2 separate regions of the Homo sapiens genome follow, and region 2 is linked to region 1. A link is a loop called in an ENCODE intact Hi-C map of the cell type or tissue named here. Cell type or tissue: dorsolateral prefrontal cortex. All regions are shown on one strand. Each heading gives the region's core, and the rest is flanking DNA. Links, peaks and the distances in the headings are about the cores only. Region 1 overlaps ARMC9 (armadillo repeat containing 9). Region 2 overlaps ARMC9 (armadillo repeat containing 9).

The links. Peaks named below come from ENCODE experiments on the same cell type or tissue, not always from the same donor. Only the 100,000 strongest peaks of a DNase experiment are listed, where the experiment ranks them.
Region 2: it touches region 1 in a loop (7-fold over the local background); 8 of 110 quality-filtered maps call a loop at or near these places.

What each region holds. Positions count from the first base shown.
Region 1 is chr2:231,300,317-231,308,644 of GRCh38, forward strand. All of the region lies in intron 19 of ARMC9 (armadillo repeat containing 9), which reads left to right. Among named protein-coding and RNA genes, the nearest start is that of MIR4777, 58 kb to the right of the region's middle. In dorsolateral prefrontal cortex, for the core only: no CTCF peak of the experiment used is centred there; no DNase peak of the experiment used is centred there; H3K27ac peaks cover 68 bases.
Region 2 is chr2:231,354,372-231,362,699 of GRCh38, forward strand. It overlaps ARMC9 (armadillo repeat containing 9), which reads left to right. Exons shown (of 25, transcript NM_001352754.2): 22 at 1,427-1,563; 23 at 6,383-6,512. Among named protein-coding and RNA genes, the nearest start is that of MIR4777, 4.2 kb to the right of the region's middle. RefSeq lists a silencer at 6,126-6,420 and an enhancer at 6,298-6,941. In dorsolateral prefrontal cortex, for the core only: no CTCF peak of the experiment used is centred there; no DNase peak of the experiment used is centred there; H3K27ac peaks cover 3,407 bases.

The DNA.
Region 1 (8,328 bases), core at 286-8,285:
TCATATATTTACTCAACAAATATTTGAGGGCCTCGAAATAACACTATTGTAGGAACTAATGGGGAAGGGATGCAAAAGAAATCTAAAAGAGTATCTGTGGTTTAAAATACCTCCAAGAATTTCCAGCCTAGATAGGGAAGATCACAGTGATTCTGACAACAGCAGCTCCCGCCTGCTGGCAGTGCCGGGTGCCAGGCACTGTTCTAGGCGCCTTATGGGTGTTCAGTCATCTCCTCTTCTTAGCAGCCCTGTGGTAGGTGCTATTTTTATTCACATTTCACAGATGAAGAGACAGAGAGAAAATAGGTCACTTGCCAAGTTCACACAGCTAATAAGTAACTGTGATGGGGCTGGGATTCAAATCCAGGTGGTCTGACTCAGTGGTCCATGCTCCTAACCACTGCCCTATATTACCTTCTTGTGAGACATACATGAATGCAAAATAGCAAATAACAGAAAATAAATATGTGATCACAGATTCATAAAGGTGATAGACACAGGAAGTGCCACAGAAATTCCAAGTACTCCAGGAATACTGGGAGATGGCTGGCGTGGGGTAAAGAGGAAGTGAGATGAGTTGAGGAAGGGAAGGGTGTGGCCAGCAGGGGTGGCATCCTCTGGGGGAGACAGCACAAGCATAAGCTTTATCCTTTGCCTCTCCACTGCACTCACATCAACCCCCCCAAGAAACCCATGTTAGTGATCTAGTGTGTGCATGCGCTTTCATACTTAAAAGATGCACACACAGAGTACACGGAGGTATGTACTACACACAGATCCATATATACTTTTGTCAGTATTTGTTTTTCAAAATGAGATAACATAGAGATAGAAATACACATACTTCTACACCATGTTGCCTTTTTCTCTTGTTAATGTTTCTTGAAAGTCCTTCTGAGTTAGGCAGTGTAGCAAGTTGATACTTTTTAATGCTATGAATGTATAATTTTCTAGATTTTTTGCTATTTCAAACAATGCTGTAGTAAAATCTTTGTAAAAATATCCTTATTTACCAGGGCTTTTATTTATATGGGCTCTTGCTGCTGGATGAAAAAGTATTTTTTTAATAATAGATTTTTCCAGATTGCTCTTTTCAAAGGCTGTTAATAATTCAGATTTCACTAGGAGAACATGAAGGAGCCTCTTCCCTCCATCTCCACTAGCAATAGGTGCTGTTACTCTATTTTTTTTTAATGTTTTTGCCAATCTGGATTTGGATTTGCTACATTGTACATTTCCAATTTCATATCCTTTCTGTTTTTTTCAGTTGTGCTTCTTTCCAAACCCTTTTCACCATCATTACAAATGTTTTAAAGATATATTTTTTCTAATCTCTTTTGCCACAAATCTTTTTTAAAATTTTTTTTAAGTTAAAGATTGAGGCGGGATGTGGTGGCTCACGCCTGAATCCCAGCAATTTGAGAGGCCAAAACAGGCACATCACCTGAGGCCAGGAGTTCAAGACCACCCTGGCCAACATGGTGAAACCCTGTCTCTACTAAAAATACAAAAATCAGCTGGGCGTGGTGGTGCACACCTGTAATCCAAGCTACTCGGTAGTCTGAGGCGCAAGAATCATTTGAACCCGGGAGGTGGAGGTTGCAGTGATCCAACATCACGCCGCTGCACTCCAGCCTGGGCAGAGCAAGACTCCATCTCAAAAAAAAAAAGTTAAATATATTCGCTTTTATTTTATAGTTCCTGGGTCTCCTGTCCTGGTTAAGGTCTTCCCTAACCCTAAATTTTACATGTAGTCTCCTAGGTTTTCTTTTAAGATTTTAATTTTTTCATCTAAGTTGTAGTCATTAAATATGTTATGCATAGGAAAGAAAAACATATATGTTTATATAAGGTTTGAAGTAACCATTCTCCAATTTTTGGTTTCAGGAGCCATTTACATTCTTAAAAATTACTGAAGATTCTGAAGAGTTAATGAGTATTTTGTCTATCAAAATTTTTTAAATGAGAACTTAAATATGATAAAATGTTAAATATTAAAATATTAAATAACTTAAAATGGCAATAGTAAATCCATTACATTAATATAAATAAGATATTCTTATGAAAAAGAATTATTTTTCAAAACAAAATTTTATGAAAAAGTGTAGCATTGTGGGTTTGTTTTTTTTTTTTTTTTTTTTTTTTTGCCAATCTCTTTAATGTCTGGATCAGAAAAACACAGTTTGATCTGGGCTGTATCTGTTGTCATATGTTGTTTTGATTGAAGGACATAAAGAAAATCTAGCCTCACACACCTGTGTACTTGGAAAGGGGTGAAGTATTTTCAAAGCCTTTTCAGATAGATATTTTTGCTCAATATTACTTTAAAACCAGACAGGTAATAGTTTATTAAAAGTTAGTTGCAATGTGGAATTAGAAACCAATTTTAAATATCATTTTTATTGGCTGGGTGCAGTGGCTCACGCCTGTAATCTCAGCACTTTCGGAGCCCCAGGTGGGTGGATCACCTGAGGTCAGGAGTTTTGAGACCAGCCTGGCCAACATGGTGAAACCCTGTCTCTACCAAAAATACAAAAATTAGCTGGGCATCGTGGTGTGCGCCTGTAATCTCAGCTACTCTGGAGGCTGAGGTGGGAGAATCGCCTGAACCCGGGATGCGGAGATTGCAGTGAGCCAAGATCACACCACTGCACTCCAGCCTGGGTGACGGAGCGAGACTCCGTCTCAAAAAAATAAATAAATAAGTAAATAGTCATTTTTATCTTGTTAATTAAAATCTATTGATCTATTTTGCATTTTGTTAATTTGATTTTCTGATTGTTCCCTAACAATCAGATGTGCTAATGTATAGAAATACAATTGATTTTAGAATATTGAACTTGTATCCTACAACCTTACTGAATTTATTAGCTCAAAGAGTTTTTTGTTTGTTGTGGGTTTTGGGTTTGTTTGGGTTGTTTTGTTTTGTTTTGTTTTGTTTTGAATTCCTTAGGATTTTCTGTATAACAAGATTGTGTCATCTGTGAATAGAGATCATTTTACTTCCTTTTCAATCTAGCTATCCTTTATTTTCTTGCCTTGCCTGATTGTGCTGGCTAGAGACTCTAGTACAATGCCAAATAGAAGTGGAGAGAGCAGGCATCTTTTGCTTGTTCCTGATCTTACAGTGAATGTTTTCAGTCCTTCTCCATCTAGTACAGCGTTAGCTGGGATTTTTTCATAGATCTGATTATAAGATTAAGAAAGTTTCCCTCTGTTCCTAGTTTGCTGAGTGTTGGGTTTTGTTAAATGCTTTTTCTTCATCATATGAGATGATCATTCTTTGATTTTTTCCCTTTCATACTACTGATATGGTGTATTTATTTATATTGACTTTCAGACCAGGTGCGGTGGCTCATGCCTGTAATCCCAGCATTTTGGGAGGCTAAGGCCGGTGGATCACCTGAGGCCAGGAGTTCAAGACCAGCCTGGCCAACATGATGAAACCCCATTTCTACTAAAATACAAAAATTAGCCGGGTGTGATGGTGCATGCTTGTAATCCTAGCTACTCAGAGGCTGAGGCATGAAAATTGCTTGAACCTGGGAGGTGGAGGTTGCAGTGAGCCGAGATTGCGCTACTGCACTCCAGACTGGGCAACAGAGCGAGACTCAGTCTCAAAAAAATAATTATGGCCAGGCGTGGTGGCTCACGCCTGTAATCTCAGCACTTTGGGAGGCCAAGGTGGATGGATCACTGGGTCAAGAGATCAAGACCATCCTGGCCAACATGGTAAAACCCCATCTCTACTGAAAATACAAAAGTTAGCTGGGTGTGGTGGCGCACGCCTGTAGTCCCAGCTACTCCGGAGACAAAGGCAGGAGAATTGCTTGAGCCCAGGAGGCAGAGGTTGCAGTGAGCCGAGATCGCGCCACTGCACTCCAGCCTGGCAACAGAGACTGCATCTCAATAATAATAATAATCATTATTATTATCATATTGCTTTTCTTACTTCCCAATTTCTACTGGCATCCTGCCTGTTTCATATTTTCAATAGCTCTTTTACCCATGCAGGATTTTGTATTATAATTCATTGATCATTTGGAAAATATTGGCTTACCAAGTTTTACAGTTTTTCCAAATTTTTTGTTTGTTTGAGACGAAGTCTCACTCTATCGCCCAGGCTGGAGTGCAATGGTGCCATCTCTCGGCCAGCTGCAACCTCCGCCTCCTGGGTTCAAGTGGTTCTTTTGCCTCAGCCTCCCAAGTAGCTGGGTTACAGGCATGTGCCACCACGCCTGGCTAATTTTTTGTATTTTTAGTAGAGACAGGGCTTCACTATGTTGGCCAGGCTGATCTTGAACTCCTGACCTCAGGTGATCTGCCCACCTCGTCCTCCCAAAGTGCTGGGATTACAGGTGTGAGCCACTGTGCCCAGCCCCAAATGTTGATACATTTTATTATATAACATAAGAAATTGTGTATTATCAACACCAATAGCATCAGAAAAGCCTTTAGGTATTGGGAAGCTATTGAGCTCACAATGGCAGATATAGGTTTCTCAAAATTCTCATTTTTTCTTGAAAGTTTAAATTGTATTATTGCTGACAAATACTATTGGTTGTTTTCCTTAAAGTGACAGGCTCACTTCATTAATTTTTGAGAAGACATCTGCTGTATACTTAAGTCTAAATAACCATAGTCTGTCAGTTACTCTTTCAAATGAAAATGGTGTTCCTTGAAAAAAGTGGCTTGCAACTTTATCTCACAAGTCCCATTCCTGAAGATAACCATCCGCTTTAGTATAGCAGTACTGCTTTATCTGCCTGTACATTCCAAAAGATGGGCCATAAGGGTTAAGAGTTAATAAAATTAATTCCTACCAGTTCATCAAGGACAGCCTTAAATGAAACTCTATCTACCTGTCATCTATCATCTATCATCATCCCCGTATTTATCTATGGTGAAATACAGTGACTGCTACTAGAGTTTGAGATCGCTGCCTTGGTTTGTGCTAAGGCACCAGTGGTTTTACCCATCATTGCTTTTGTATCATGAGTGGAAATGTCAATGCATTTGTTCCAGGATAAACCATGAAAGTCAGTAAAGCATCCAACACTTTAAGTATTTCAGCCAGTATTACTTGTGCTTCGTTGCCAAGTATTTACATAAGAGATCTTTGTGATTAGTGACTGTTGATACTGGAAGATTACAAGCAAAATAACAAATCCAGGCGTAGTTCTGCAGATGAGATATTAACTCAGCATTCACGTTTACAGCTTCATCTTTAATTCGACAGGCTATTGTTTCATTGGAAAGTGACACTAATGTGATTTCTTTTGTAACTTTCCATCCAGCAGGCATTCAGCAGTGGCAGCTGTACAAGGCTATCGTGTGTGTTTCTCTAGCGAAGGCAATATAACTTACCTACCCTGCAAGGTTCTTTACTGGCCGTGTTTTAAAATTTTGGGTGGTGGGGGGAGAATAATTTTAGATTTACAGAAAAAAAATAGTAGAGAGGATTCCTGTCTACCCATCATACAGCTGCAGTGGCTTTTTAATTTCTAGTTTGAAAAGTGATAAAAAACAAATGTTCAATTTCTCACTTTTAAAGAACTCATCACGATTTAAATAAACTCATCACTCATCAATATTTAAACAAACTCATCTTGTTTAAATAGTCAAATTCTTTTTCATTAAACTCCGAATGATTGGTCTCAAAATTGCACTCCAACTTAACTGACGTTTACACTCCAACTTAACTGACATAGTTAAATATATTCTGTTACATAAGTTACAATAAGGTAAATTATTGACATCTGTAAAACTGAGGGAAAGACAGCTTTCATCATATTTATTTTTTACTGGCAGTTTCATCCAGCTTCTTTGGAATAGATTCCTCCCTTCCATGAGTCAGAGAACTTTCCCTCCCTTATTACTTCCCTCCTTCTTGCCACTAGTTGGGATTTTGATTGGGACTACATTAAATCTATAAATCAATTTGAGTGTTTTATACCATGAGCATAGTATGTCTCCATTGTTTTGAGGCCTTTTTATACTGTGCTTCAAATCTAATTTAAATACCTGATACATAAAGACTTGAGTCATTGCCACCTTTTTTTAATATCCAGAATCATTTGGAGAATAATCCAATGTGAATAAATTCAAATGTGAATCATTTGAAGAAGCTAATTGGTAGAGTTAGAACAGTATAATGGCCAAATCGATACTTTTCTTAGAATTTGAGACAAGAAATAGAAAAATGTGGCTGTTGGTCACATTAGTGCTATAATGGAATTGTAATGAAACACAGCATGACAGATCCAACAAAGTGCAATCAGAACTAGCTAGACCGGGGCATGGAACTTGTATACATCTCGAGAGCAAGAAGTTAAATTCAAGAAGATGGGCTGAACAAGATAGGAACAAGCTAATTGTCCAAGCAGTCAAGAGTAACAAGATCTTCCAAGTGAGGCCTAAGAACTCAGGCAAGGAGGAAAAAAAAAAAATAGAACTCAGGCAAGGAGACAATAAGAAACAACATGGGACTTGTAATCCACACAGAGGATCTGGGCAGTGAGTCTTGAACAACAGGGGAAGCGACAGTGAAGCTTAACACAAAGCAAGAGTTTTATAATCTTATTCTTCCTTCCCTTCTTGACCAGAGCCACAGGTGGCCTTAGCACGGATGTGGAGCTCTAGGGTGTCTGGCCCAAGGATGGTGCTCAGGGCTGGATCATTGAGTTCCTCTGAGAGTGCCTCTCCAGAGGGCTCCAGTGCAAACCTCAAGGTGCCCCTGGTTTTCCTTTCCCTTGCCCTGGTGTTCTCCCCTCTCCATCTCAATTTTGCCTGGGAACAGCTCTGCTCCATGGAAAAGACAGTTTGCTGCTCACAGTGCCCCAGGGGCAGGGGCGTGCCACACCACAGGGAGTCACACAAGGAAGCACTGGGGTGGAGCAAGAGGCTGAGAGAGGGGTAAGTATAGGTGAGGTGGCATAAGCATGCTGAGGACTGTTTCGTTTGGATGAATTTCAGTGGGCTCTCGAGCAAAGGGGCTTTCCCTACTTGTCTGGCACCTAGCCCTGGGGTGATTAGGGCAGGTGGATAATGGCCAGGCGTGTAAGAGCCCAATAAAGGAGATGGTTGGGGTGTGAGCTCTGGATTGGTTGATTTGTATTTGGAAAGCACACTTGGGGGCAAATGTTTTAATATTCCTAAGAGCTGACTAGTTCTGGAAGGGGCAGTCCCTCCAGGGCCAGGCAAGCTCCAATCAAAGCATCAGCGTAGAGGGAATGGAAGACATGGCTAAAACATGAAACCTCCACAGCCTGGCCTCACTGAATATCTAGTCTCATCTCCCTCTCCTCTCGGAAATGGACTCTGGGCCTGAAGGAGTTCCAGGGACCTTACATGGCCCCAAACCCCCCTTCTTGGTTTTCCCACTTCCTTTATCCCATCATTGCTGTCAACCAGGTTCCAGAGCAGGGACAGTTGACTGCCACCAGGCATCTGGCCATAACGTTGACATTGCTCCCCTTGTTATTCAGCCCAATTGACAAAAACTGAAGTCTTTCAAAAGGAACTTTTATTAAAAACTAAAGGAAGAAACTTAGCAAATAAGAGAGGTGTTCAAGCATAGGTTCCAGATTGAAACTGCAGAGCAGGTGACATCCCAGCTGAGGAGCAGCAGGAGCCAAGGCACCAGCCTGATGCTAACCAAGGGGGGTTCACTTTGGCCACAGCTCAGGGAGTATGGAGGGCAAGGGTGGGAGACAAAGCTGGAAGGATGAATTGGAGCCAGACAGTAAAGAGTGGACACTCACTGAAGATTTGTGAGCCCAAGAGACGTGAGCAGAGCCATGCCTTCAGAGGACTACTCTGGCATCAGTGTTCAAGTTCACTGGGGACCGGAAGAGCTTAGTGCGGCAACACAGCCAGTATTTTCCCAGTGCTTCCGTGTGCAGGCATGGGCCAAGAGCTTCCCTGGCTTTCTCCCGTGTATTCCCCTCACCCTTCTGCCAGGTGTGTGCTATTCTTAGCCCCATTTTATGGATAAGAAAACCAAAGTTCAGAGAGGTTCAGAAACTTGTCTAGGGTCCCAAGGCAGTAGCTGGTGGGACAGAGATTTAAGCCCAGGCTGGCGTGAGAGCCTGCAGGCTGCAGCGGGAGTGGGGCTGAGCTTGGCTGATGGCAGAGGGTGCTCCTGGAGGTGGGACCTGCAGGAGTTGGGAACTCAGGAGGCATGACATGAGTAACCAAAGGCTGGTAACCTTGGACCCTAGGTAGCTGGGAGGATAGCGATGCCATTAACAATACGGGGAACACAGGCTGGGGGTAAGAGCAGATCATGTGTAGGGCGAAACTAGATTTTGCACGTGTCAGGAGGCA
Region 2 (8,328 bases), core at 100-8,099, 54 kb after region 1:
GTGAATTTTTTTTTTTTTTTTTTTTTTTGAGACAGAGTCTCACTCTGTTGCCCAGGCTGGAGTGCAATGGCGCAATCTTGGCTCACTACAACCTCCGCCTCCCTGGCTCAAGCGATTCTCCTGCCTCAGCCTCTTGAGTAGCTGGGACTACAGGCATACATCACCACGTCCCACTAATTTTTATATTTTTAGTAGAGACGGGGTTTCACCATGTTGGCCAAGCTGGTCTCAAACTCCTGACCTCAAGTGATCTGCCCGCCTTGGCCTCCCAAAGTGCTGGGATTACAGGCATGAGCCACCACGCCTAGCCAGACATATGAAATTGACATTCAAAAACAACCATTTGCAGGGTCCAGCCCTAGGCAGGCATGAGCTTGTCGTGTGTTCCCCACTGAGCCCTTGTTGGATTAGGTGGCCCATATCTCCTTGTTGAAGGGGGAGCGAGGGCTCCGTTGCCTTACAGATAACTGGAGGGCCTTCCTCGGGGATCTGTGGTCAAGGTTGACCCAATGAGGCTGTCCCAGCCAGCTGGCCCTTGCAACTGGCTGGATCTGGTGCAATGAAGCTCTCAGCACTTGTCTGCTGGGCGAAGGTGTCTCCCCCAGCTTGGGTGCCAACATTAGGCACTGCAAAGGAGCTGTTCTGCACACATCCTTTAGGTAGTGTTACAAGAAAGTAAGTTCTAGGCCAGTCACAGTGGCTCACACCTGTAATCCCAGCACTTTGGGAGGCCAAGGTGAGAGGATTGCTTGAGCCCAGGAGTTCGAGACCAGTCCTAGCAACATGGAGAGACCTTGTCTCTACAAAAAATAAAAAAATCAGTTGAGTGTGGAGGCGCCCATCTGTAGTCCCAGCTACTCCAGAGGCTGAGATGGGAGGATCACTTGAGCCTGGGAGGTCAAGGCTACAAGTGAGCTGTGGTTGCACCATGGCACTCCAGCCTGGGCGACAGAGTGAGACCCTGTCTCTAAGAAAAAAAGAAGAAAGTTCTGCAGTCTCGTTCTTGGCCAACACTTGCCACGGCTGACATGACATGTTATGTCTTCTCTGGTTGGATTCATCCCTTCATTCATCTGCTTCATCCTTGGAGAAACCAGCAGATCCGTGCCTTACGTTGTTTGCTTGAAATGTCATGGTCCCATGTCACCCAGGGTCGTAACACGTAATTGTGTGTTAGGAATACACCACGCCATGTATCACTGTGAATACAGAAGGGGGCTAACAGGAACAAGGGGAGGCTACTGCCTCACAGGGTCAGCCTCCTGGCTCCTGCCAAGACCCTTTAGAAGGTCTGATATGCTAATGATGGTTTAACAAGACTTTGAGGCACCGCCCCCTCCTGTATTTGTGATGCTGCAGTCGGCAGTCGGCAGTCCGAATCTCCTGGCTGGCTGTACTCACTGCCGTTTTTCATGTTTTTCTCCAGGGTGGAAGACCAACACACACCTCCCCAGACAGCCCAGCACGCCAGAAACGGCCACCCGCAGGCCCTGCCAGCCGCTCACGAGGCTGTCTACAGGGAGGGCAAGCCCAGCACCCCGGAGTCCTGCGTCTCCTCTTCATGTAAGAATGTGGGCAGCACACTGGGTCAGTTCTGGGATTGTGATGTCTAGAACCTACGCAAAACAGCAGCAGGAGTGGCAGACGCACGTCTGCTCCTGGGAAGCCCTCTGGTCTCAGCAACAGCCCCGTGTCACAGAGGCTCACGGGATTCCCAGCCCACAGCCAGACCCATGCTGGGCTGGTCCTCTGCGTCCCCTTCTCAGAGCACTGCCTGTTGTCCCGTCTGGGAGCTCCTGGGGCAAGATTTCTGACTGGTGAAAGCCGGCTTTAATGTGAAATTTCGGAGGAGGAATGCCGGGCTGATGTTGATCTGTGACCCTGATTCTGATAGCTCAGATTCTGGTGCAGAGAAGGCCAGCCGCCTGCTGGAAGGCTGGACGGAGGCAGAAATGTGCAACTAAGAGCACAAACAACTCTGGGATCCAAACGCCTTTGAAACTTCCAGCTGAGTTAACCAGAGGCTGATGGGAGATAAAAGTATTTTTTAGATGCCAGAAAAAATATATATACTTTGAATCAGAAATGTACAAAGTATTTTTTTTAATTTTTGAAAGGAAATTAAAAGGATTATGAGCAGTTCAGATAAGACTCTAATTTCCATTTGAGTAGGAAAAACAACAGAGGAACGGGTTGGATTCCTGTCTGAGAAACATCTGAGAACTTGCATCTGCTCACAATTGGATTCAGACGCTTCCAGGCCCAGGTGCAGAGCGGTAGCTAGTGACGAGTCAGCACTGGCTGGGTTATTTGCAACTCCTGGGTCTCTTGGTGATGAGCAGTTTCAGAGGTTTTGCCAGCGTTGATCATCAGTTATTTTACATGTGCTTTACTAAAGCTGTAAATATTAATATGCTCTCCAAAGGTGAGCAGCTTAGTAATTTATCCAGAGATTTCTGCTGCCAGGGTGGAGGTCTTAGGGGGCGTCTGAAAAGTTTTGCCAATTTGACTGAATGCCATTGAGTTAAAACATTTCAAGTTCTTAGGCCTGGACTTCCTGAAAGGCTCCACAGTACATTCAGGGTAACGTAGCGGTAACATCCTTGCTTTACCAAAATGACCACTGAGAGGCCCTTTATTTTTGCACTGATTGGACGTGCCTTTGGGAAGCTGTCATGCTGTTACCTGCAGGGCGGAGGCACTTGAGGTTGGCATGGATGGAAATGGCCAAGGAGCAGCTGCTGCAATGTTGATGTTATTGTTGTTTTCAAGAACAGTTTACTTTAGCCCTGACAAAGTCTGGGCCCAGGCACATTCCGGGTTCTTGCATGAACAGGGTGGGCACCCACCAGGACACTCAGCCTTGGTGGTCACGGGCGGTTGCCAGTGCTTCTTCCTAGGGAGGCAGCAGCTGCCCACCAGCCCCCAGATGGACCGGCTGGAGGCAGAGCAGTGCTTTTCCCAAATCCCGCTGTCAGTGCCCCCATTAACCTGCCCCAAATGCTGAGACCGTGTTCTGAGTGTCCCTTCCTTAAGCCTGCTCCTATTGGCTCAGCCTGGCTGGGACCCAGGACACGGACCCACGCAGCCCTGCCCTTCTCCACCTGCCAGAGACCAGGAATAGTCACTGCCCTCCCTGGCCCTGCCAGGCCCGCTCTGAGCCTCAGGCCAACACCCCTAGTCCTCCTTTTATTTTATTTTATTTTACTTTATTTTATTTTATTTTGAGACAAGGTCTCACTCTGTCCCCCAGGCTGGAGTGCAGTGGCCAGTCATAGCTCACTGCAGCCTCACATTCCTAAGCGATCCTCCCGCATCAGCTTCCTGAGTAGCTGGCACTACAGATGCACCACCATACCAGGCAAAGTGGTTTTCTATTTTTTGTAAAGACGAAGTTTGCTGTTGCCTAGGCTGGTCTTGAACTCCTAGTCTCAAGTAATCCTCCTGCCTGAGCCTCCCAAAGCACTGGGATTACAGGCGTGAGCCATCATGCCTGGCCCTCTTAGTCTCCTTTAAAATCCTTTTACTTGACAAAAAGTTCTTCCTTTGGAAAAACCAAGCCCCAGGTGCAGTTTCCTCTGGGTCATGAGTAAGCCTTTGCCACGCTTGGAGTAGATTCCATTCTGACCTTCTTTCAGACAGGCCTGCCCACGGCCTGTTGCGTCTCCCCAGTTGGCCTCCCTGCCCCTCTCCCTGTCCTGTCACCTGCCTCTGCCTAAGGGATGGATGGCAAACAGCCCTCTGCTTCTGTGCTCCATCTGGGCTTTGCAGATAGGGGGACTGCGGTTAAGTCCATTAAGCCAGGGTATGAATGAGGGGGAGGGGGATGAGCAGCAGGGACAGCAGGGAGTGGGCAGTGCTGGGCTGGGCATGGGCACCCCTGAGCCATGTTGCCTTCTGCTTCATTCCTTCCCTGCTCAGGAGCTTGCTCTGACTTCCTCCAGACAGTCCTGCTTCTCCATCCCTCCCCTCCACTTCAATTGATTGATTGATTGATTGATTGATTGATTGTAGAGAGAGGTGTCTCTCTGTGCTGCCCAGGCTGGTCTTGAACCCTTGGGCTCAAGCGATCCTCCCGCCTCGGCCTCCCAAAGTGCTGGGATTACAGGCATGGGGCCCCCTCCACTTCCCTTCTCTCACTCACCTTGCCCCAGGCCCATCCTGGCCCCAGGCAGCGCTCCCCACAGGTCTCCTTGCACACAGCTCGCTGCTGAGTCTGGCCTGTGCTGGGAACTAACGCCCCACCCAGAGACCCCGTGGAAACCCCCACCTTCACGCTGAGTTTCTTGAGGAAGAGCCTTTGCGCTTTGCGTTCAGTCAGCACCGCAGGGAAAACTCATGAGGAGGAACCTGTTGGACCCTCAAACTGCTTGATCGGTTGAGTGCAGGCCCAGAAAGTACATTCTAGGCAAAAGACAGCCCCAAATGCCAACAGGAAATAGTTCCCAAGGGAAAAGGCCAATAATATGGCTTAGCATTTTGCAGAACGTTGGCCTAAGGAAAGCTATTCTCATTTCCCCACCAACCAGGACTATCTTCAATATCAAAATCACATGCCTTGGGACTTCATAGCCCTGGGAGTTAAAATGCCCAGCCCTGTCTGAAATGGACCAGCAGGCAAGAGATACTACTGTCCCAGGAAGACCCCGGTGCACACCCATGGCTGCCCCATCTCCTAGCTCCTGGCTGTCTTAGTTAGGGGGGTCTCCTGTTTTTTTTTTTTTTTTTTTTTGAGATGGAGTCTCGCTCTCTCACCCAGGCTGGAGTGCAGTGGTGCGATCTTGGCTCACTGCAAACTCCGCCTCCCGGGGTTCAAGTGATTCCCCTGCCTCAGCCTCCTGAGTAGCTGGGATTACAGGCATGTGTTACCATACCCGGCTAATTTTTGTATTTTTAGTAGAGACAGGGTTTTACCATGTTGGCCAGGCTGGTCTCAAACTCCTGGCCTCAAGTGATCTGCCTGCCCCAGCCTCCCAAAGTGGTGGGATTACAGGCGTGAGCCACCGTGCTCAGCTGGTCTCTTGTTCTTGGTGGGACCTCTGAAAGTCTTCAGTGTGGCCTGTGCTGGAGGAAGTAGGAGAGGAGAAGGGGACAGTTGAACCAAGACCACCTCATGGTCTTGGGACACTCCAGCTCAGTTCCTCCTTTTTTATGACCACCCCGTCCCCTACGCTCACACCCCCTGGGAAGCTCCTGGTCCTGGTCCTAGAGGACTTGCCTGGCGTGGGCACAGCTTTGTGACTCCACACGTTGTAATGGGGTTCCCCTGCGTGTAGCCCAGCAATTCGGTGTGACTTCACTCAAGTATTCTCTTGTACACCTACGCTTTTTCTCCTGGCCTTATTCTAAGCACACTGAGCATGTGCCTCCTGTCCTGAAGCTCTATTTCTAGACCCAGATCCAGGTGGAGACCGCCCAGTGCCACCCGCTGGGTTCTGGTATCAGAAATAGATTCTCGTTTGGGTCAAAAGAGAATTATCTGGAAGTCAAAGCCCCTTGCTACAGGGAAACCTGCAGGGAAGATCCCTTTATATTTAAGATTAAACAGATCACATTGCAAAGCCACAGAGGAGCTGCTAAAATGAAAGAGCTGAGAGGAGCTTGGCCTAAGGGAGTCACGGATGCAGCCTCTGTCACAGTGTCGCTGCAGCAGTGACATGGACCCCTTCAGCTGTAGGAGAAGAGGAGAGGCGGGGTGGGGGAAGGGGTGCGTGGCATCTGAGATGCAGGAACATCTGTTCCCAGGCCCTTGGGGAGCCCTCCGTATGCTATGATGCTATCTGGGATTCTCCGTCTGCTTCCCCGTGAAGGGCTCCTGCGTGTCCCGGGTGGCCTGGTTCTGGGTGGGCATCAGCTACAGCACAAGTCACTGGGAGTTAGGGCACTTCCTGGCCACCCTGGGTGTACCGAGTGGTTCAGCATTAAGGAGCCTTGGGCTGCTCGGTGAGGAGCACCCTACCTCTCAGGTTGTTGGTTTTAGCAAATAAAACTACACACCACCCAGTTACATTTGAGTTTCAGATAAGCAAATGGGCCTCCACATTCTGTCTGGGGGCGCCTAGCCATGGCCCAGGGAGACAATTTGTTGTTCTGAGGGCTTTCCAGAGGCTGAGGGGTGCCAGGAAGGCTGAGCGGCCAGGGTGATCTGAACCTCCCTGGGCTGTGCCTGTCACCACCAGCAGTGTGCCTGCCATCCCCCGCTACCTGGCAAGTTCCCGGGCTGCACGAGTAAACAAGTATCCCAAGCCACAGGCGCCAGGGAGCCCGCAGGGCCTGGCCTGGGGTGCGTGCTTTTCTTGGCTTTCCAACCCAGCCCACGAGAGGGCATCCTTAGAGGGGCTCCAGAGCAGATGTGGACTGAACTTTCTCTCCTCCTCCCCAGCAGCCATCATCGCCAAGCCAGGAGAGTGGCTCCCAAGAGGACGCCAGGAAGAGCCTCGCCCAGCCCCCACGGGGACCCCCCGCCAGCCAAGGGAGGCGCCCCAGGACCCAGGCAATGGAGTGACCACCAGGTAAGGGGGATATCACAAGGCCTCGAACCTGACTCTCGGAGCTCTGGGAGTGGGCGCCCCACGCCGGATGCAGAGCACCCAGGAGACCTGGAAGGCTCCTCTGAGGCCCAGCCTCTGACAGGGGAGGCTAAGGAGCAGTGTCAAGATTCCCAGCGGAGTGCAGCCGCCACTCCTGACCACCTCGGAGGGCTGTGCTGCCTGAGAGCCATCAGTCAGACGGGAAGGACACAGCACTCAGAAGCATGCCCATGGGACTAGTTTTCAAAACTGCCAGGCGGACTTGTCCAGGGCTGGGTGATGGGGTGACTTAGGGACAGTGTCCTGTCAGCTTTTTGCATTTGGAGGAAGTGGGCTGTAGGGCAGAAAGATGGAGAAGGAGGTGAGTAAATGGTTTGGCTCAGAGGTCACTTCCTGAAACAGAAACTGGGCCTCCAGGCTGGGGCGTGGTGGCGCACGCCTGTAATCCCAACACTTTGGGAGGCTGAGGCAGGAGGATTGCTTGAGCCCAGGAGTTTGAAACTAGCCTGGGCAACATAGTGAGACCCTGTCTCAAAAAAAAAAAAAAAATCAAAAAACTAAAAAAAAAAAAAGAAAAGAAAAAACTGGACCCCCGAGCAGAAGAAAAAAAAAAATAGTGTCCTCTCTTCCACTGTGCCACGTGAGCACAGACTGGCCCTGTGGGTTATTAGGGGTTCTTTAGGGTCTAGAAAGGACCTTTCCAATCTCGCCAGCTCTTTCTTTTGGATCTGGAGAAACCTGCTCAGGGAGAGGGGCCTGGCCTGGGTCTCAGACCCTGCCTGTCCCTGACCACCAGGCATGCCAGCTGCCCCTCACCACTTCCTCCTGGCCATGAAGGAAGCCAACCTCCTGCGGTAAAATATGGGGCTGGAGCAGGCTCAGCTTAGTTCTGGGGGCCCCCGGAGAGGACAGGCAGGAAGACTGAGCAGAACCTGCACCCACTGGTGGAGAAAATCGGAGAGAGAAAGAGGCAGGAAGAGAAATCAATGGGGAGTGGCAGACAGGAGGAGGATGTAAGAGAAAGGGGGCGCAGACAAGTGTGCTGAGCTTCCTTGGGTGGGATGGGCTAGAAGCCGAAATCGGAACTGTGGGAAGGATGGGAAGGACTTCAAGACCTGGGCTAGGGAAGGGTGGGGGCAGTCCCAGCTATCTTTAAGAAGCACGGGGTCAAAGGTGGCTGCATTACTGGGGGAGGGGCCAAGCCTCTGGACTCCTCCAGTTCCACTGCCAACCTGCCTGGGGACCCAGGGACCTACCTCCCCTACCTGGGCCTCCTCCCCTCTTTCTGTGGCTGAAGAGGAGCTTGTCAGCTAGACCAGGGGTTCTCAGGCTCTCAGCATCCCCCTGAAATGGGGACTCAAAATGAGAGACCTCTGAGGAGTGGGCTAGAGCTATCTCATGCCCCCAGTCCAGACTGGATCCTCCCCTGCGGTTCAGCCAGGCCAAACCTACGCTTCCGGTATAGGCCACTTCTTTTTACTTCCTGCAAATGCTGAGTTCATTTCTGAGGCTCTCCACTGGGGACAGCCCTCTCTCCCCAGAAATAACTGTTTTCACAGTAGGTAGGCAGCCGACCCTGAGGGACCTCATTACATCAAGCAGCGTTGCCTAGCTGGCCCCCCAAGATTCTACTGAGCACAAAGACCCCTCAGGGTCCAACCCAGAGGTGCCCTCCCCTTGGTGTCAGTCACTGAAGCCAGCTCTTATTTTAAGCCTGGGAGTTCAGTGTGAGGAAGAAGAGGATGGAAGGAGGGAGAAGTACAAGTTGTTCCATCTTCCTCTTCCTCCCTCACTGGCA